Linked DNA regions of Homo sapiens: region 1 is linked to region 2. Evidence: read pairs that join two places in POLR2A ChIA-PET (ENCODE). Cell type or tissue: GM12878. All regions are shown on one strand. Each heading gives the region's core, and the rest is flanking DNA. Links, peaks and the distances in the headings are about the cores only.

Evidence for each region. ChIA-PET counts read pairs that join two places held together with the same protein. Peaks named below come from ENCODE experiments on the same cell type or tissue, not always from the same donor. Only the 100,000 strongest peaks of a DNase experiment are listed, where the experiment ranks them.
Region 1: POLR2A ChIA-PET joins it to region 2 with 5 read pairs; 4 of 35 experiments call an interaction of 5 or more read pairs at or near these places.

What each region holds. Positions count from the first base shown.
Region 1 is chr3:39,155,128-39,166,269 of GRCh38, reverse strand. All of the region lies in intron 1 of LOC101928263 (a long non-coding RNA gene), which reads right to left. Among named protein-coding and RNA genes, the nearest start is that of CSRNP1, 7.1 kb to the right of the region's middle. RefSeq lists an enhancer at 1-112. In GM12878, for the core only: no CTCF peak of the experiment used is centred there; no DNase peak of the experiment used is centred there.
Region 2 is chr3:39,215,005-39,226,146 of GRCh38, reverse strand. No RefSeq gene overlaps it. Among named protein-coding and RNA genes, the nearest start is that of DSTNP4, 7.8 kb to the right of the region's middle. RefSeq lists a silencer at 5,073-5,172. In GM12878, for the core only: no CTCF peak of the experiment used is centred there; a DNase peak (open chromatin) is centred at 5,116.

The sequences.
Region 1 (11,142 bases), core at 1,717-9,716, 60 kb after region 2:
ATCCCCTGGCTTCCTGCCTGTGAGTCACCATGGGTTGGATGCATCCTTCAACAGGAGGCCACTGGTCCTCCCAAGACAGCCCACTCCATCGGTTCTCTCCCTTCTAATGACACCTTCCACCCTTTTTTTCTTCAGGCCTGTTGGTGGTAACAGCTTTGCTACTGCTTCTCCAGTTTATTGTATCATCTCTTGGCATACTTCTATATCTGCAAGACTGCAAATAGTCCCCTTGTAAACAAGCCTTCCTAAAATCAGGCTTCCTAAAACAAGCCTTTTTTTTTTTTAAAGTGAAAACAAGTTTATTAAGAAAGTAAAGGAATAAAATAATGGCTACTCCATAGGCAGAGCCGCCTCATCTTGGTTTTAAGTGTGCTATTATCTTTTGGTATACTGACTGACCAACCAGCATCAATTCACAGATTTAAAAAAAAAAAAAAAAACTTGCAGCTGAATGTCAACCATACACCACTGTATTCACAAAGACCAGCTGTCAGGCAACAATCTGGCTCCTAATCTCGATATATATAGAAACAAATAGCAAGAAGAGTCAATGCCTTCAATTCATGGCCTCTCCTATTATGTCTTCTCAGAATACTGTGTAGAGAAATGGACAGTAAGTCAAAGACACTGTTGAACAAAGTATGCTGGTTGCTGAAGGAAAGATATTCACATGAGGTTTTGAAAGAAGAGATGAGATACAGCATCCCTTTGTGGTACTGATAGCTCTTTGATGTAGGTGGCTAGTTCAAGCAGCATCTCAGTGGCACATTCAGTATCTTGATTACCCTGAACTTTTGGCTTCTGGGCAAGGCTATCAACCTCTTTCATATTGAGAAAAAGACATCAAGATTTTGAAGACAGAACTGTGGTGCCAAAGCTTAGCCTTTGAGAATACAACTCTTTTCCTACATCTAAATGTTTTCTTTTCTTGGCAGAGAAATAAATTGATATAAAAGCAACCACTAGAAATATTAAAAACAGACTTATGAACCTTCAAATAATCAGACAAAAATACAAACATATAGGCGCACACACACATGCATACCGAAGAAGACAAAAATACACAGGGTAAAACATAGAAAACACAAGCAGTATTTAAATAGAAAACAAGATAAGAAGACACAGTTAAGGCGAATATGTCAGTTATATCAGCACATGTAAATGGGATAAAACTACTCATGATAGAAAAATGATTCTCACATCGAATGATAAAAGTGTCTTAAAAAGTGTATGATGTGTGCAAGAGATGCATCTTTGCCAAAATAACTCAGAAAGGTTAAAAATAAAATACAAACCAAGGTGTACCAGAAAATAGTAAGCTAAGGCTGCAATGTTACCATCAGCCAAAATTAAATTAAATATAAAAATGTGAAACGAGGCAAAAAAAAAAAAAAAAGTTAAACAGGAGCAAGAGTGGTATCCACCTGAAGAATCTAGTTTAGGCCGGGTGTGGTGGCTCATGCCTGTAATCCCAGCAGTTTGGGATTGCTTGCATCTAGGAGTTCGAGACCAGCCTGGGCAACATAGGGAGACCCCCTGTCTCTACAAAAATTCAAAAATTTGTGGGGCATAGTGGCATGTGCCTGTAGTTCCAGCTAGTCAGGAAGCTGAGGTTGGGAGGATCACTTGAGCCAGGGAGGTCAAGGCTGCAGTGAGCCGTGATTATGCCACCACATTCCAGCCTGGGTGACAGAGTGAGACCTTGTCTCAAAAAAAAATAATAACAATGAAATAAGTAAAACCACAGTAAGATACCACCTTACCCTAGCCAGAATGGCCATTATTAAAAAGCCAAAAAACGACAGATGATGGTGTGGATGTGGTGAGATGGGAATGCTTATACACTGTTGGTGGGAATGTAAATTAGTACAACGTCTATGGAAAACAGTATGGAGATTTCTTAAAGAACTAAATCTACCATTTGATCTGACAATCCCATTACTGGGTATCTACACAAAGGAAGAGAAGTCATTATATGAAAAAGACACCAGCACATGCATGTTTACAGCAGCACAATTCACAATTGCAAAGATATGGAACCAACCTAAATGTCCATCGACTAATGAGTGAATAGAGAAAATGTGGTATATATACCATAGAATATTACTCAGCTGTAAAAAAGAATGAAATAATGTCTTTTGCAGCAACTTGGATGAAGCTGGAGGCCATTATTCTAAGTGAAGTAACTCAGGAGTGGAAAACCAAATACTGTATGTTCTCACTTATAAGTGAGAGCTAAGCTGTGGGTACACAAAGGCAAACAGCATGGTGTAATAAACTTTGAAGACTCAGAAGTAGGGGGGTGGAAAAGGGGTGACAGATATTGGGACAATATACACTACTTGGGCGAGAGATGCACTAAAATCTCAGACTTCCCCACTATATAATTCATCCATGAAACCAAAACCCCCTGGGACCCCACAAGCTATTGAAAGAAAAAATTATATATAGAGAGAGAACGAAAAGGCCTGACATTGTGGGCACATCCTATACCCAGGTAAGAGGAGGATTAAACCAAGAGCTGTAAGGTGACAGATTAGCTGAAAAGTTCCAGAGGAGAGCTGACTGCACTAACAAACGTTGCGTTTTCAAACATGTTTCAGGTGCATGTCAGGTCATTCGGATGGGACAACAGTTTATACCACAGTAGCCAAATGTAAAAAGAAAAAAGTCATTTCAGGAAAAAGCATCAGGTTGAAGGTAGTGCCTCCAAAGATAATGTCCTCCTGGAAGCTGTGAATGTATGAAAGGAGTTTTGTGGGTGTAATTCCGTTAACAATCTTGATGCCATCATCATGGATTGAGATGGGCCCTAAATCCAATGATAAGTGTCTTCAGAAGAGAAGAGGAGAAAAGGCCCACAGGGGAGAAGGCAACGTGAAGACAGAGCAGAGCCCAGAGGGACGCGGCCACAAGCCAAGGAGTGCCGAGGAGGGCCGGCAGCCACCAGAAACTGCAAGAGAGGCAGGGAATGGTTTTCCCTCACAGTGTCCAGAAGGAAACAGCAGTGCCAACACCTTGACTTAGGACTTCTGGCCTCCAGAACTGTGAGAGAATAAATTTCTATTGTTTTAAGCCAAAAAATAAAAAGCAAGGTGAAAGCAGCCATCATGATCATTATCATTTAACATGGCTCTAGCAGTTCAAGCCAGTGTAATTAGACAAAAAAGAGAAATGTGATGTAAATATTGGAAAGAGGAAGCAAATTTATATGTAGATGATGTGATTGGAAAATTCCCAACTATTAGAGAGGCAGTAATTCAGGATGGCTCGGGTGCGGTGGCTCATGCCTGTAATCCCAGCACTTTGGGAGGTTGAAGCAGGTGGATTTCTTGAGCCCAGAAGTTCGAAACCAGCCTGGAAACATGGCGAAACTCTGTCTCTACAAAAAATACAAAAATTAGCTAGGCATGATGGCGAGCACCTGTGGTGCCAGGTACTAGGGATGCTGAGGTGGAAGGATCACTTGAGTCCAGGAGGCAGAGGTTGCAGTGAGCCAAGATTGTGCCACTGGGCAACAGAGCAAGATCCCATCTCAAAAAAATAAATAAATAAAGATGATGGCAGTTTCCAAGGTTCATATACAAAACCCAGTAGCTCTCCTTTACTTTACTTTATATACATAATATATGTATATATATAAAATCTATCAGAAATATACGATAGAAATTACAGTTATAATGGCAATCAAAAAGACAAAATATTTAGAAAAATATTTAAAAGACATATAAGGGCCTTTACAAAGATAATATTAAAATTATACAGAATGCTGGGCAAAGTGCTCCCAGCATTTTGGGAGGCCAAAGCGGGAGGATGGCTTGAGCTCAGGAGTTTAAGACCAGTCTGGGCAACATAGTGAAGCCTGACCACTGCTAAAAACAAACAAAATTAGCCAAATGTGATGGTGCACGCCAGTAGTCCCAGCTACTTGGGAAGCTAAAGTAAGAGGATTGCTTGAGCCCAGGAGTTTGAGTCTGCAGTGAGCTATGAGCCCACCACTGCACTGCAGCCTGGGCAACAAAGTGAGATCCTGTCTCTAAAAATAAAAATAAATAAAATAATAGAGAACATTCTATTCTAGGCTTTTGTTTTTTGTTTTGTTTTGAGACAGGGTCTCACTCTGTCTCCCAGGCTGGAGTGCAGTGGCATGATAATGACTCACTGCAGCCTCAACCTTCTGGACTCAAGTGATCCTCCCACCTCAGCCTCCCGAGTAGCTGGAACTACAGGCATATGCCACCACACACCACAAAGTTTCGAATTTTTGTAGAGACAGGGTCTCCCTATGTTGTCCAGGCTGGTCTCAAACTCCTGGATGCATGTGATCCTCCCACCTTGGCCTCCCAAAGTGCTGGGATTACAGGTGTGAGCCACTGTAGCCAGACTACTCTGTGTTTTTTGTTTTTTTTTGAGACAGTGTCTTCCTCTTGTCACCCAGGCTGGAGTGCAGTGGTGTGATTTCAGCTCACTGCAACCTCTGCCTCCGGGGTTCAAGTGGTTCTTCTGCCTCAGCCTCCCAAGTAGCTGGGATTACAGGCACCCACCACCATGCCTGGCTAATTTTTTTTTTTTTTTTTTTTTTTGAGATGGAGTCTCATTCTTGTCCCCCAGGCTGGAGAGCAATGGCGCGATCTCGGCTCACTACAAACTCCGCCTTCTGGGTTCAAGCGATTCTCCTACCTCAGCCTCCCGAGTAGCTGGGATTACAGGTGCCTGCCACCACACCCAGCTAATTTTTGTATTTTTAGTAGAGACAGGGTTTCACCATGTTGGCCAGGCTGGTCTCGAACTCCTGACCTCAGGTGATCCACCCGCCTCGGCGTCCCAAAGTGCTGGGATTACAGGCATTAGCCACTGCGCCCGACTAATTTTTGTATTTTTAGTAGAGACGGGGTTTCACCATGTTGTCCAGGCTGGTCTCGAACTCCTGACCTCAGGTGATCCACCTGCCTCAGCCTCCCAAAGGGCTGGGATTACAGGTATGAGCCACTGTGCCCGGCCTATTCTGTGCTTTTGAATAGAAAGACTCAATATTATAAAAATGTCAGTGTTGGCTGGGCACAATGGCTCATTCCTGTAATCCCAGAACTTAGGGAGGATCACTTGAGGCCAGGAATTTGAGATCAGCCTGAGCAACATAGTGAGACCTCAACTCCACATTTTAAAAATTTAAAAATAAAAAATGTCAGTGCTTTCTCAATCCATTTACTCACTGTGACTCTAATCAAAATACCCATAGGATTTGTTTGTTAGTCAGGTGAGGAACTTGTCAAAAATTATATGACAACCAAATGAGGAAATAAATAAGAGCCAGGAAAGCCCTGAAAAAGAAAAGCAACAAGATGAGGCTAGATGTATCAGATGATAAAAATATTATGAAATTATAATTTGTAAAGCAATTTGGTATCCAAAGGTGAAATAGACAACTCAGTAAACCAGAATAGAAAATCAGAAATAGATCCCAACACATATCAGAATTCAGTTTACGTTTAAGGTGACATTCTAAATTAGTAGAGAAAGGTGGTAGTAAAATTAGCTACCCATTTGGGGGAAAAATATAATGGGAACACTATTCCCTAAATCAAAATAAATTCCAGGTGGATAAAGGATATATATTAAAAATAAAACCATAAGACCATAGAGAAACAATAAGTAAATTTATTTATAATAGTATGATAAAGAATTCAGCAAATAAAATCCAGGATCCCTAAAGTAAACATTTATGAAATGTGGCTATATAAAAATTTAAGCTCACACGTGTAATCCTAACACTTTGAGAGGCTGAGGTGGGACGATTGCTTGAGCCAAGGAGCGCAAGACCAGCCTAGCTACATAGCAAGACCTGGTCTCTACAAGTAATAAAAAAAAAAAATGAGTTGGGGGTGGTGGTGTGCACCTGTGGTCCCAGCTACCTGGGAGGCTGAGGTGGGAGGATTGCTTGAACCCTAGAGGTTGAGGATGCAGTGAGCCAAGATCTTGCCACTGTATTCCAGCCACCCTGGGCGACAGAGCGAGACTCTGTCTCAAAAAAAAGAAAAAAAAAAAAGACTTCTGTACGGTAAAGCATTCTATAAAGCAAGGTGAAAGACAAACCAATAATAAGTGCTACTGTGTAACAGACAGACAAGCTCACCTCCTTCATCCTCAAAGACCTAAAGCAACTCAAGACAAAATGAGTAAGGAATATAAACCAGCAGTTTACTGAGAAATAGAAATGGTTTTTAAAAGCTTCAACTTCACTCGTAAAAAGAGAAATGCCAACTGAAACAGTAAGATTTGTTTCTCCTATCAGATTGGCAGAGATTCACAGTTTGATAGCACCCAGTGCCAGGGAGGGTGTTGGGAAACAGTCACCCTCAGACACTACTGGTTGAGAGTGAAATTGGTGCAATTTTTGGGATGGTGATTTGGCAATGTCTTTCAAACTCCTTTGACCCAGAACTCAACTGCTTGGATTTTTAACCTACAGATCTATGCACAAAAGTCTTCCAATTTAGATAAATAAGAATGTTCAAGAAATGTGCTTTAAGACAGTCTCCTTTCTGCATTCTTGCTTTCCAATGCAATGCTCAGTGGGCCTCAAAATTTGATGTGCATAAGAATCAATTGGAGGGCTTGTTAAAACCCAGGTTGCTGGGCCCCACTTGCAGAATTTCTGATTCAGTAGGTCTAGGAAAGACCTAAGAATCTGCATTTCTAACAGCTTCTCCGGTGATGCTGATGCTGATGGTCAGGCGTTAGAACTTGAGAACAATTGCCTTAGCCTGTTGAGAGGGCTGGGGTGGGTCTCCAACCAAGATGAAGGCCTAGAGAGGGGAATTCCTTTGAGGAGGGGGAAGAGTAAAAGGCAAGGTGGAGAGGAGCAGAATTCCCCTCAGGACTATGGAGAGGAGGAGGTAGTTTGGGTGGGGTTGTCCAGAGGGGAATGTTTGAGCCCCCTAAGAAGCCAGGAACTTAGTCCCTATTCGCAGCCTCATAAAAGAGTCTTCCCTTCCCTCTGCACAACCAAGGATAGCTCAGAAATAGCAGGGCCCATCTTCTATGCTCAGTGGATCCATGGGCTTGGAGAAGGAGAATATTAGCCACAAGCAGACAGTATGGACTGAAAATCAGACAGCTAGGTCATCCTAGACAGGGGAAGGCATCCCCATTCTTCAGATAGACCTCAGAGGGGTGGGGTTGGGATGGCACACAGGAGAGTGTCTCTGCTGACTGAAGGGGAAGCTCCCCTTGAGACTTAGCTGCTCGGATTTGATTTGGGGGAGGGGGAATTCTTTTTAACAAATCATGTTGGGAAAACTAGATATTCATATGCAAAATAATGAAGTTGGACCCTTAGCTTATTATCATATAAAATTTAACTATAAATGGATTAAAGACCTAAACGTAAGAGCTAAAACTATGAAACTCTTAGATGAAAAATAACTTGAAGCTCCTTGCACTTGAGAGTCATGAATGGAATAAAATTCTTACCCATCTGTGGCAAAATAAGAAATATATCTGGTCTTTGTCCCTACTTTCTTGCTCAGAGTTCCTTTGGAATTTCCCTTGGAGTTTCCTGAGTGACAGGATTTATCCATCAGGAGCCCCTTACAATCACACCTGAGTCTATGCTATTATAATAAAGTGATTAAGGGTGGGGCCCTTAGCCTCAGAATGAGGTTGATCACCAGAAAGACCAAGGGATTAGAAGGCTAGAACTTTCAACTCTACCCATCAACCTCCAGGAGGGGGAAGGGGACTAGAGATTAAGCTCTACAAAAACTCCTGAACAATAAGACGGAATGAGCTTCCAGGCTGGTGAACACATCCACATACCAAGAGGGAAGCAGACCCCAGTGCTCCAGACACTTCTGAACCTTAATCTGTTTCTCGTCGTCTGGCTCTTCGTTTGCATTCTTTATAATAAACTGGTAACTAAAGCGTCTCCCTGAGTTCTGTGAGCCATTCCAGCAAATTATTGAACTTTAGGAGGGGGCTGTGGGAACTCCAGCTTTATAGCTGGTTGGTCAGAAGTACAATAAGCCTGGAACTTGTGACTGGTGTCTGAGAGGAATGGTCAGTCTTGTGAGACTGAGCCCTGAAGCTGTGGGGTCTGCACTAATGCTGGGAAGTTAGTGTTAAAGTTGAATTGTTGAACACCCAGCTGGTGTCTGGAGAATCAGATAATTGGCTGTAGGTGTTGGAAAACTCTCCAGACCATCACACTAATTTAGATGAAGAGAAACCAAACAGTTGAACCTGACCTGTGGACCCCAGATATACCTCACTGGTCTAGATGTAGATTATCGGTGAAAGGCTGAAAACACTGGCTCCATTTTCACAATAATGGCACTGTGATTGACACTAACTTCTCCTCTCTTTAAAAAAAAAAAATCAGGGTAAAACTTAAAGTGAACAAATCTTCAGTAAGGAACTTGAATCTTTACACATGTATATACCTGTCCAACTGCTACACAGATCAAGATATAGAACATCTCTAGCATCCCAGAAGGCTCTTGTGCCCCTTCCCAGTCAATATCCCCAAGGCAACATTATCTATCACTGTGCTTTAATTCACCTGCTTTAAAATTTAATAAAATAAGTGGAATTATAGTTACTCCTCTTTCAAAGGTCGCACCTCCCAGTACTGACACAATGGCAATTAAATTTCAATCTGAGTTTTGGCGGGGACATTCAAACCATAGTATCGTATGAAGCAATAGCTCGTTATTTTTCGTTGTTGTGTAATATCCCATTATATGATAACAATTAATTTTCACTTACCTATTAGTAGAATTCGTGTTGTTTTCAGTTATGGGCTGAAAACATACATAAAACTGCTATAACATTATTTTAAATGTCTCTTGGTGTGTATAAGCGCCTTGTTTCTCCTGGGTATATACTGAATAGTGGAATTATTTCCAATAGTTTCCAATTATACCCTCACTAACTCAAGTGCCCAAACCTGCCCAGTTCCCTGATTGTGTCAATTCACCCTCCCATCAACAATGTACGATGGGCCAGGTATGGTGGCTCACGCCTGAAATCCCACCATTTTGGGAGGGCAAGGTGGGCAGATCACTTGAAGTTAGGAATTCAAAACCAGCCTGGCCAACATGGTGAAACCCCATCTCTACTAAAAATACAAAAATTAGCTAGGCATGGTGGCATGTGCCTGTAGTCCCAGCTACTTGGGAGGCTGAGGCAGGAGAATTGCTCGAACCTGGGAGACGGAGGTTGCAGTGACTTGAGATCATGCCACTACACTCCAGCCTGAACAATTTACAACGGATCTGGTCAATTCTCAATTTTGTCATATTTAATATTATTAGTTTCCTTTGAGATTAGCTTTACTAATGGGAATAAAGCATTAATTTTTAATTTAAAAAAATTTTATTTAAAACTTGTGATAATTTTTATTTACCTAAAATTGGTGGTTCATGGATGCTGAATGTTGGAGAAACTTAGGACTCTTCCAAGTATTCAGAAATTCCTTGAGGATATGTGGGTGTGTTTCTGCCTATATATGTGCCATAGTCACAGATGGATGCTGCTCTAGACCCCACCCTTAATGCTTTGGAACAGACCTTTCTTTTCCCCATGAATAAGAAGAGTTTACTTGGGATCCCAGAGGGAGATGTTTCCCATCATCAGTAACATCTGGGGAACATCTGGTGAGTCCATCCCAGGACGGGGAGATGCTTTTCTGGAGAACACACGTCACTTGATTCTTCTTATTCTCCTGTATTTTCCTTTGTTCTCTCTTTCTCTTCCATTGGGCTCCCCACTCTAAGCGCCACTCCAGCCCTCACCAGCAAACTCCCTACCCTGATTTCTGACTCGTCTGGTTTCCCCAATATACAACTCAACAGGATGCAAACGTAGGCAGCATGAGAGACCCTCATTAATTCTAGTGCCCAACCCTGCCCAGTTCCCTGATAAGCAGGCAGCATCTTCTAGAAACTGAGTCAAGGAATGTTGAAGCTGGTGAGGGTTCTCTTGTCCAATGCCTCCATTTTACAGATTGAAAAGCTAAAGGCCAGAAAGTGAGGGAAAGAGACAGTCAGGGACAGAAACAAAACTAGATCACTTCTGGGTATCATAGAAGCCTCTCTTCTGCTGGAAACTTGGCCTGGAGATTAGAGGCAGGCAGGAAGGCAGGCAGTGGAAAGGATTCCTTGGGAACAGCAACGTCTGCAGCCCGCAGCCACAGTGAGAGCACAGCTGAGGTCTGAGGTGGGTGGTGGAGGGTGGGTGGCCTGCGGGTTTACCCCTTAAAGCCCTGAGAGTGGAGTCACCTCTAGCAACAGACACCCAGCTTTGTAGCCTTTAAGCTCCTTCCTGTGCATTCTCAGCTACACTATAGCTTCAGTGTGCTAGCTGTGTGTTAAAAATCCATCCACTGCCACCTCCAGCCCTGCCCTCTCCTTGAGCCCTAGCAACTTTACCCATTTGCTAGTCATGTTTAGTTTATTCAACAAGTTCTTATCAAGCACTGGAGATAGAGCAGTGATCAAGTCCAACATTGCTCCTGCCCTCCCACTGCTCACAGACAAAGCACAAGGAAATGCACAAGGAAACCACACAACTAAGTGGGTGCAAGGCAGGTGCAAGGTGGGATCAGCATCCTTGAAAGTTTAAAACAGGACATACTCTGAGAACTGACAACTGGCCAACAGAGCTGGAGAGCAGTCATCAGGGGTATGAGGTGGAAGTGTACAGGTGAGGCTGCGACAGAATCATACCTCATGTATAAAATAAAACCAAATGCAGAAGGACTAACGTTAAAAGCACATGAACTGGCCGGGCGCGGTGGCTCACACCTGTAATTCCAGCACTTTGGGAGGCCAAGGCGGGTGGATCATCTGAGGTCAAGAGTTCGAGACCAGCCTGGCCAACGTGGAGAAACCCCATACCTACTAAAAATACAAAAAAAACTAGCCAGACGTGGTGGCGCATGCCTGTAATCCCAGCTACTCGGGAGGCTGAGGCAGGAGAATCGCTTGAACCCAGGAGGCGGAGGTTGCAGTGAACCGAGATTGAGCCACTGCACTCCTGCCTGGGCAACAGAGTGAGACTCCATCTCGGAAAAAAAAAAAAAAAAGCACATAAACCAACAAAATGACACGTACACACATTAATGGCATTGAAGGGGGGGGA
Region 2 (11,142 bases), core at 1,402-9,401:
CCAATCAAATTTTTGTCCACATTGTTTCACCATAATAGCTCTGGCCAAAGTCAGCTCTGGCCAAGGTCATTTATCACATTGCTAACTCCTACAGTCAATCCTATTTCTCATCTTACTCAACTTATAAACAGCATTTTACACATTTGGCACAACTGATCAATTCCCTCTTCCTCCTCTCTTGGTTTTCCTCTTACTCTGCTGGATCTCTTTCTCAGTCTTCCTTTCTGGCTCATCTCCCCACCTGTTAATGTTTTAGCATCTCAAGACTCACTTCTTCATCCTTCCGTTGTTCTATCTATATTTGCTGCCTAGGTGCTCAGCCAGGCTCATGGATTTAAATATAATCCATTTCTGATGACCATGAAATTTATATTTTCCACCTGGGCATCTTCCCGAACTATAGATTGTATGTCAAGTGGTTTCCCTAACATCTTCTAGTTGTGTGTTAATAAATGTCTCAAAGTTACATGAGTAAGTCTGACCTCCTGACTTCCACCCAAAACATCTCCTTCTCAGTGTTCCCTCTTGGCTTATGGCATTTTGATACATTTAATTGCCCAGATGTGTAATCTTGGATCATCCTGGACTCCTCTCCAACCCCTTAGATTTAATCCCTCAGCAAATCTTGCCCACTCTACCATCAAAATATGTCAAGAATCCAATACTATATCATGACCCTCAGCCAAGAGTAATTGAAAGCCACAAAGGATTTGGTGTGAACTCAATGGGCCTCCTTCCTCCTTGTGGGTAATTGGACTTCCATCCCCCTGGACAGGGGTCTGTCTGAATCACAGGCAGATTCTCTTCTGGATTGCCTGTCATCCAACCTGGGCCAACTGCGCAGCAAAGGGTCCTGTCTTCCCAAAGAAATGTACTCAGCTGCTAGAACTAAATCTGCCTGTGGTTGTATTTGCTACAACCTGGGGAGATCTAGTCTGTGAATGAAGGTGATTTAGAAGAAAGCAGAGCAAAGGAATGAAGAGATAAATTTCTGATGACAGTGTTGGAATTTCTGGATCCACCTGCATCTGAAGCCAGATAAAACCCTGAACTTTTCAGTTATGTGAGCCATTAACTCCTTCCTGTCCTTCAGTATGAATTTAGTTTCTGTACCTTGCAGCCAAGAATTCTGACTAATCCACTCCCTCCCCACCTCTAGGTCCAGGAACTTAGCCCCCTTCTTCTTTGTATGGCATTTTCAGTAACTGATAAAACCAGGGTGCTTGTCCTGGGCCATCAACACACAGACCTTCTCAACATGTGTTGCAGCTGGAAAATCTTAACCACGAAGGTCCAGGTTATATAGATTTCGTGCCTATTTCCAAAATCCACATGCTGTTATTTCTTAAACTCAACGAATGTTTTTTAAAGCCTGCTATGTGCTTCTCTTGGGGCTGGGAATATAACTGTAAACAAAATAGGCAAAGCTCCTGCATTCGTGGCACTTATGTCCTAATAGGGGAAGCTGATAATAAGCATAACAAGAAACTTATGTAATGTAATACAAGTAGATCAGGTATTTATCAGGTACTAGTCTGCCAGTCCAGTGGGAATATTTCTGTACCTCTGCCCTAAGGCCTTGGTGCTCCCTAGCTTCCTTGCCCCTTTCCAGGAACACCACCACCCTGATCTCTTCATGATCTAGTAACTACAGGGTTCGTGCTAGCCCAGCAGGGGTCTCTAGAATTCCTACCTTTTTTCGTACCCTATAGTTCTCTACCCTATAGGATGGACTGTTAAATATTTTGACTATCACACCTGCTGAGATGATAAGTGCTATGGAAAAGAAAAATGGAACAAGGCAGTAAGGTCAGAACTACAATTTTAAATAGAATGGTCAGAGTCAATTAGTTGAGAAAGTGGCATTTGAATAAAGAGCTGGAAGAAGGAAGGGTATGAGCCATGCAGTTATAAGGGAGGAAAGCAGTCCAGTTAGAGGGATAGCAAAGAGAAAGGGTACAGGACTAGGAGATGAGACCAGGAGGTAGTGATGAGGGTTCTGGATTCTGTGGGGCCTTGTGGGGCATTAGGAGGACTTGGAAATTTACTCTTCTAAAGGAAAGGAGAGCTCTTGGAGGATGCTCAGCAGAGGCAAGATATGATCCGATTTGTATAGACACACACACCTTTAATGAGATAGAATTTATATTCCATACAATACACTCATTTACAAAGTATAATATCACACTTAATGGGTACATTCTCAGAATTGTGCCACCATCACAACAGTGATTTTTTTTTAAATTTTACTTTAAGTTCTGGGATATATGTGCAGAACATGTAGGTTTCTTACATAGGTATACATGTGCCATGGTGGTTTGCTGCACTTATCAACCTGTCATCTAGGTTTTAAGCCCTGCTTGCATTAGGTATTTGTCCTAATACTCTCCCTCCCCTTGCTCCTTATCCCCCCAACAGGCCCGGTGTGTGATGTTTCCCTCCCTGTGTCCATGTGTTCTCATTGTTCAGCTCCCACTTACAAGTGGGAATATGCAGTGTTTGCTTTTCTGTTCCTGTGTTGGTTTGCTGGTAATGATGGTTTCCAGCTTCATCCATGTCCCTGCAAAGGACATGAACTCACTCTTTTTTATGGCTGCATAGTATTCCATGGTGTATATGTGTCACATTTTCTTTATCCAGTCTATCATTGATGGGCATTTGGGTTGGTTCCAAGTCTTTGCTATTGTAAATACTGCTGTAATAAACATACATGTGCATGTGTCTTTATAGTAGAATGATTTATAATCCTTTGGGTATATACCCAGTAATAGGATTGCTGGGTCAAATGGTATTTCTGGTTCTAGATCCTTGAGGAATCACCACACTGTCTTCCACAATGGTTGAACTAATTTACACTCCCACCAACAGTGTAAAAGCATTCCTATTTCTCCACAGCCTCAGCAGCATCATCACAGTGAATTTTTAAATATTTTCGTCACCTCAAAAAGAAACACCCTACCCCTTAGCCAGCACTTCACAGTGTTCTCATCAACCCCTTCCCCCTGCTAGGTCTAAGCAACTAGGAGTCTACTTTCTGTTTGTTTCTATATATTTGCCTATTCTTGGCATTTCCTATAAATGGAGTCATACAATATGTGGTCGTTTGTGACTGTCTGCTTTCACTTGGAATAATATTTTCAAGGTTTATCAATGTTGTAGCATGTATTAGTACTTCATTCCTTTTTATGGCCAAATAACATTTCACTATATGAATATACTACATTTATCTATGTATCAGTTAATGGACTTTTGGGCTTTTATGAATGCTGTTATGAGCATTCACGTAAAAATCTTTGAGTGGAAGCATGTTTTCATTTCTCTTGTGTATACACCTAGGAGTGAATTGGTGGATCAAACAGTAACTATGTGTAAATTTTGCTGAACTGTCACTGTTTTCCAAAGTGGCTAAACCATTTTACACTTCTACCAGCAGTACTTGAAGGTTCTTTCTCCACATCCTTGCTAACACTTATCTGATTTTTTTACTGTAGTCCTCATGGTGAGTGTGAAGTATTATCTCACTGTGGTTTTGGTTTACATTTTCCTGATGACTACCGATGTTGAGCATCTTTCTATGTGCTTAGGGGTCCCTTGCATGTCTTAGGAGAAATGGCTATTCAGATCCTTTGCCCATTTTTTAATTGGGTTGTGTGTTCTTTCAATATTGAGTTGTACATGGTCTTTATATCTTCTAGATTTACAAATATTTTCTCCCATTCTATCAGTTGTCTTTTTGCTTTCTTGGTAGTGTCCTTTGAAAGACAAAAGTTTTTAATTTTTATGAACTCCAATTTTTTTTCTTTTGTTGTTTGTGCTTTTGGTGTCATATCTAAGAATCCATTGCCAAATTCAAGGTCATGAGAACTTATACCAATATTTTAAGAGTTTATAATTCTGGCTCTTACATTTTGGTTTTTGATGCACTTTGGTTTAATCTTTATACACAATGTAAGGGTCCAATTTCATCCTTTTGTATGGGGCTGTACAGTTATCCCAACACCATTTGTTGAAAAGACTCATTTTTCCCCATTGAATAGTCTTGACATCCTTGTCAAAGTTCACCTAACCATAGATAAATGGGGTTATTTCTGAACTCTGAATTCTGTTTTATTAATCTATGTGTCTATCCTTAAGTAAGTACTATGTTGTCTTGATTATTGTTTTGCAATTAGGAAGAATTAGTCCTAATTTTTTCTTCTTTTTTATGATTGTTTTTGGCTCTTCTGGGTTCCTTGAGTTTCCATATAATTTTCAGGATCAGCTTGTCAATTTCTATTAAAAAGTCATCTGGGATACTGATAGGAACTGTATTGAATCTATAGATCAGTTTGGGGAATATTGCTGTTTTAATGCTTAATATTTATTAAGTATTTGAGACAATATTTATTTTCTTCTGATTATGAACATGGGATGTCTTCCCATTTATTTAGTTTTCTTTAATTTCTTTCAATACTGTTTTGTAGTTTTTAGAGTATAAGTTTTGCACTTCTTTTGTTAACCTTATTCCTAAGTGTTTTATTCTAGTTGATGCTACTATAAATATTGTTTCCTTAATTTCATTTCTGGATTGTTCATTGCAAAGTTATAGAAATTGATTGTTACATACTGTCTGCATATCCTATAACCTTGCTAAACTCATTAATTAATTCTGACAGTTTCTCAGTGGATTTAGTGGATACACATCATCATATAATCTGTGAATAGAGGTAGTTTTACTTCTTCCTTTCCAATCTGAATGCCTTTTATTTCATTTTCATTTTCTTGCCTAATCTGTATGTTAGCTAACAGCTGCCTTGTTGAGCACACACCAAATCAGGGTGAGATGCAGCAGGAATCCAGGTGAGAACAAATTGTGCCTTTGACCAGGGCAGTAGCAGAAAAAGGGTCACAAAATGGTTCAGCTGTTTCTCTTTTGTTCTTCTCTCCTTTATTTCTTTTGACTATCTTGATGGTTTTGTTGTTGTTGTTGTTGTTTTTGTTTTGTTTTGTTTTGTTTTTAACCTCAACCAACAACAAAGCCAACATTTACTTTCTTAAAATCCTCCTGTGGTAAAATTCTTAGTAAGCAGTTCCACATGAAGGAAGCAGACACCAGACTGGAGGCTAAAAAAGCACAAACCCCACACGTCCTGTCTATGTAAGAACAGATCTAACAAGGCAGGTCTGGTTGGAGGGAAGGTCTATTTTTATGAGACGGGGGAAAACAGAAGTGTCCATCACCAGGGCTGAGAAATGCTGCAACTCTCAGCAACCAGCTAAAGATAACCCAGGCCAGGAACTCTCCACCCAGACTGAAGGGGCCTCAGTGCTCTGTGCATGCAGGATAATTCAAGCTTCTCCAGTGAGCAGCCATCCCAAGCTACTGGATCCTTCAGTTTGGGAACACTAGCTTAACCAGCCTTCCTCAGGAACTTCCTTCTCCCTGAAGGTGGCAACACAGGAAAACTCCCCATCAGTCCCTCTTACCCATACACCGCAAGCCAGTTGTGATCTCTCCCTCCTGGCAAGCAGGATCCTGGAGTTCTAATCTGGGCTGGGCCTAGGGTGAGTCAAGGGAAGCCCCTAGGGCACTTGCATGATCCTGACGGTGAGGGCTTCCTTACATTTTGCTTCTTAGATGTTTCTCTCGCCTCACTGGATGGCCAGCCCTGGTTCTAATCCCAGATCTGCTGTTGACAGGCCATGTACATGAGGACAAGTCTCTTGTTCTCTCTGGCCTTCAGTTTACTCATCCGAGAAACTGAAGTGCTGGAGTTAGATCAGTGTTTCCCAATAACTGATCCATGAACCCAAAATGATCCTTAATATTCAGATACACAGAACCTTTACCAAATGTCCTCACTTCTGAAAATCTAAAAACTTTTCTATAAGAACCTAATGTATGACTATAGAATGTGGCAGATGTAGTCAGGGTCCTCCACAGGACTCATTCCTCCCTAGAGAAACTGCACCATCTTCTCTACAGCTCTGTCAGGGCTGTCCCAGCCACTATTGTAACATTGCTAACTGCCCTGACAAAAAGTGATTAGACTAGAGGTAGAACCCAAGCCCAAGATGAACCAATCTATAGACTGGACAGAGACATGCAGATTATTGCTCTCACAGTTTGGGCACTGCAGACTCCGTAGCCAATAATGGTGGGCAGGTCAGCAGTCAGGTCAGACTCAAGGCTGATGGGCACAGAGACCCACGTGCAGGCAAAGAAGCTGATTAAAAGAAGGAGGATGCAGAGAGATGCAGTGATGAGTAAGTCTTATGGTCTATGAAAGTTGAGAAATTACTTTGCTCTTGAGAGAGGGAGGGTGTCCCCAGCTCCTGACTTTCCCATCCTACGCCAATATGAGGCAGGAAGGCCCAGAAGCAATAAGCAACCAAGTACCTAGATTATAGTCTCCAAATATCATTCTCAACTCTAGCACTTCTTGTAGAAATAAGTAATTCTGAGGCCAAGGCAGGGAAATTACAAGATGAACCTGAAACATTTTCTTGTGCCAGAAAGTAAAGAATTACTCAAAGAATGATGGGGGCATGTCTATAGCTCATAGGTACAAATTTCAATGGTTATCCTCTAGCCAAATCTGGAATAATTTGATATTAAAATAAATACTGATGGTAATGGATTAAATCTGCTGAATAAAATAGGAATCCATGAGTCTATGTCAATAAAAATAAGTAGAGGATTGAGTATGAGTAATTTTTTTAAAAAGTAAAAAAGTAAGTGGAGGAAAAGGGAAATGTCTTCCTTATAGTAGCATAGCAGCTAATATATATCGTAGGAATGATGATAATGGATAAACCACCATTTACAACCGCCATAATGGTGGTTAATTCAGGCAAAAGTAATCAATAACTACTAAGTCAAGTTAGTGGAGATTTAATGGGATACAAGATATTGGCATAGTTTGAGAATATCTTCCCACAAAATGTTCATCAATTACAAATAGAAAATTGATGAGTTAATGTGGAGAAACCTGACACAAAATGACCAGGTGCTAAAGATGAACATCACCAGTGTAGGGACAAGCCCACGTTGTATGCCCCCTCGTGTGATGCAGTGAGAAGAGGACAGCCTCCCTTCCGTATAGCACTCCCAGAACACATGTGTGAACCCAGTCCTGAGGAAACACTGCTGGAACCAGGCTGAGCTTTGGCACTCCAAGAACACATGTGTGAACCCAGTCCTGACAAAATATGGGTAGAACCAGGCTGAGCTTCGGCACTCCCAGAACACAAATGTGAATCCAGTCCTGAGGAAACATTGGTGGAACCAGGCTGAGCTTCGTCCTAGAGACTGAAAGGTCTGCACTCTTTCAAACTAATGAGATCATGAAAAACAGGGAGAGACCAAGGAATTATTCCAGATTGAAAGAGACTAAAGAGACTTGTGTATGAAGTACAAAGTGTGATCCTGGCCTAGACAGGAAAGAGACACTGTTAGGACAGCTGGCAAAATATGAATATATTCTTTGGATTAGATGTTAGTGTTAGAGCTGATTTCTTATTTCCTGACTGGAAGAGTTGTATGCTGGTTATGTAGAAGAGTGTCCTTGGTTTGGAAAGATGCATGCTGAAGATTTTGGGAATTTGGTGCATCATGTTGCAAATGTATTTTTTAATAAATTTATTTATATGTATTTTATATATTTTTATCTTACATAATATATAACTATATCATATGCATATTACTTATGAATATATCATTAGTATCACCAGACAGAGCATCTATAATTTTGTCTTTCAGGTCTACCGTTGATTTTTTTCATTTTAACAAATATTTCTAATTTCCTAGAATTCTTTCTTGCAAGTTTTTCCATAGCAATCTATTTTTGTTTTCCAAACAGAAGATATTCTTGATACTCCATTCAATTTTGGACATTGCCAGTTGAACATTCCACAGTACTGCAATATCAGCCTGCTCAAAGCTGAATTCTCCATCTTTTCCTACAAGCCTGTGGATCCTATAGTCTTGTGGGCCACTGAAAGCAATAGCTTTCTTTCTAAGTTGGGTAGGAAGCCATTGAAGGGTTTTGAACAGAGAAGTGACATAATAAAATTTGCATTTTAAAAGAATCACCCTAGCTGTATTGAAAATAGACTGTAAGGAGGCAACGGAAGAAGAGAAGATTCCAGTTGGAAGTAGGATAATCAATAATCCTGGTTTGCCCAGGGCTGAGGGATTTCCTGAGACTGGACTTTCAGTGCAAAAACTGGGAAAGTACCAGGCAAACTGTGACAAGCTGGCTACTCTGGTTAGGAGACTATTTCAGAAGGTTCTGGTGTGAAACGATGATAGCTTGGACCAGCTAAATGGAGATGATTATGAGATGTCAGATTCTGGATATATAATGGGTAAGTTTTATATAATACATAATGCATGGGATGTGTCAAGTGAGGAAAAGAGAAGATTCCTGTGTTCTCAGATTGAGTACTAGGAGACCTGAATTAGCATTTACTGAGGGATGAGGGGGACTGTGGAAGAAGCTATTTTGGAGGTAAGGGGTAGGTCAAGAGCTCAATTTGGGACTTTCTAAGCATAAGATGCCTATGATCCAAAAGGGGATGTTACAAGGCAGTGAAATACATGAGCCTTGAGATCAGAGGAAAGAAGTTAGGATTATAGATATTATATATACATGGACTTTAAAAAGAAATTCATGAAGTGTAGATAAAGAAGAGAATAGATCAAGAACTGAGTCCTGGAGATCCCAATATTAGGAGGGTGGACAGTGGAGGGAGAACCACCAATAGAGAGTGAGAAGGAGCTGCCAGTGAGATCAGAGGCAAACCAGGAGAGTGCAGGGGTCCTGGAAGCCAAGTAAAGATGGTGCTTCAAGGTAGGTGGCATGATTCCCTGCATCCAGTGGAATCTGGGGCCTGCAAATTGACCTTTGGGTCTAGTTATAAGGAGGTCATTGTTGAACTTGACAAGATTTGTTTGGGTAGAGTGGTGGGGGCAAAATCTTGATTAAAGGAGAATGGGGGTGGGCACTGTGGCTCAAGACTAATCTCAGCACTTTGGGAGGCCAAGGTGGGCAGATCACTTGAGGTCAGGAGTTCAAGACCAGTCTGGCCAACATGGTGAAACTCTGTCTCTACTAAAAATACAAAAATTAACTGAGCATGGTGACGTGTGCCTGTAGTCCCAGCTACTTGGAAGGCTGAGGCAGGAGAATCGCTTGAACCCAGGGGGCAGAGATTGCAGTGAGCCAAGTTTGCGCCACTGCACTGCAGCCTGGGTGACAGAGTGAGACTCCGTCTCAAAAAGAGAGACAGAGAGAGAGACAATGGGAGACGAAAGGCAGTAGCTGGAGGGGAAGGTGGAAATGCTTTTTGTGGTTTTTTAAGATGTGAAAAATAACAGCATGTTTGCAGATGGGAATAATACAGTAGAGAGGGGAGAAATGATGATTCAGGAGAGAAGGCAGAGAATGGTGAAGCCATGTTCTTAAGAAGCGGAGAGAGGTTAGGATCTAGGGCTTCAGGGAAAGAGCCAGCCTGAGCTAAGAGTAGAGACAATTACTGCACACAAATAGGAAGGAAGACAAGGCATGTGGGTACTGGGTCAGGAGACTGAGTGGATCTGGCAATGGGAGCTCATGAAAATTCTCTTCTGGCACTTCTAATTCTCAAGAAAGTAAGGAGCAAGGTAATCAGCTGAGGTGGCATGGGGAGACTGCACTGGAGGTCTGAAAGAGGTAAGCTATAAAGGCATCGCCTAGGGGAGCAGATGGAATGGGGAAAGAAGGACAGCTGCTGAGCAGCACTCTGAGCTACTTGAGGTTTCAGTGGTCATGGATTTAGAGAGAGAGACCAGTCAGCACTTTACAACTTTCAGTTCCCTTAATGCTATCTGTTTTTTTTTTTTTTCCTGTTTGTTCATCTTAGTCCTTCTCAATTTTACTGTTGGTTTTGCAGAAATGTCTGGTGGTCCATGGTGGCCCATTTATATTTGAAGAAAAAGGGCTGGGTTAATTCACATAGGTGACTGAAGACACTCAAAGCTCCCCTCCCCAATTACTAAATAGGCTGAATGGAAAAAAGACCTACAACCAGACACGTCATGGTCAAGTTTCAGAACACCAAAAATGAAGAGGCAATCTTAAAGTCTTCAGGCACACACACAAAAATGATAACAGCAGTAAAAGCTGTCACACACACACACAAAAAGGTGTCAGAATGCCATCAGCAATCCTGGGGGCTGGAAAATAAAAAGCAAGCCTTTAAAGTTCTAGAATTCTAGACCTAGCTCAATCACCAATACAGCAAAATGGTAGAATAAACATACCTTTCATCGTATTTAGGATGTGTTCCAACAAAATAAGGAAATCAAAGAAAGACAAGGGCAGGAAAGAGTGAATCCATCTCAGAAGAGCAATGAAGGGAAAGCCCAGGATGAAGGTTTACCTTTCATTACTCTTAATTGCACGCCTTTTCTCAGGTTCAAATGTCTTTACCTTGTGCATTTATCACTTCCACAACTGTTTCTTTTGAAACAGAGTCTTGCTCTGTCACCCAGTCTGGATTGCAGTGGCGCAATCTCTGCTCACGCAACCTCCCTCCCGCATTCAAGTGATTCTCATCCCTCAGCCACCTGAGTAGCTGGGATTACAGGCACGCACCACCATGCCCAACCAATTTTTGTATTTTTAGTAGAGGCGGGGTTTCACCATGTTGGCCAGGCTGGTCTCGAACTCCTGACCTCAAGTGATCCACCCACCTCAGCCTCCCAAAGTGTTGGGATTACAGGCGTGAGCCACTGTGCCCAGCCTAACAACTATTTTTGTTTAAATAACTCTTTACCTCTCAGATCATCAAAATTCTGGACACTGTAACTTCTCCCCCCATATGACTCGAAGTGTTGGAAAAATATGTATGTTTAATTCCTTACTAATTTTTCACATCAAACCTCTTTCTTTTTCATATTATCAGAAATATTTAGATTTAACTATTTATAACTGGGTTTCATTGTTATCAATAGTTACATAAATGCCTCTTCACAGAAAATGCTTCTTTATTATAGAAGCTCTCTTCGTTTTATTTTTAATTTATTTTACTTGAATTTAGTTTTCTTTTGGCTGAATCCTTTCAGCCATATCACCCTTTTCAGAAAAAGTTCCTGGGCAATATACTTTCCAAAATGTC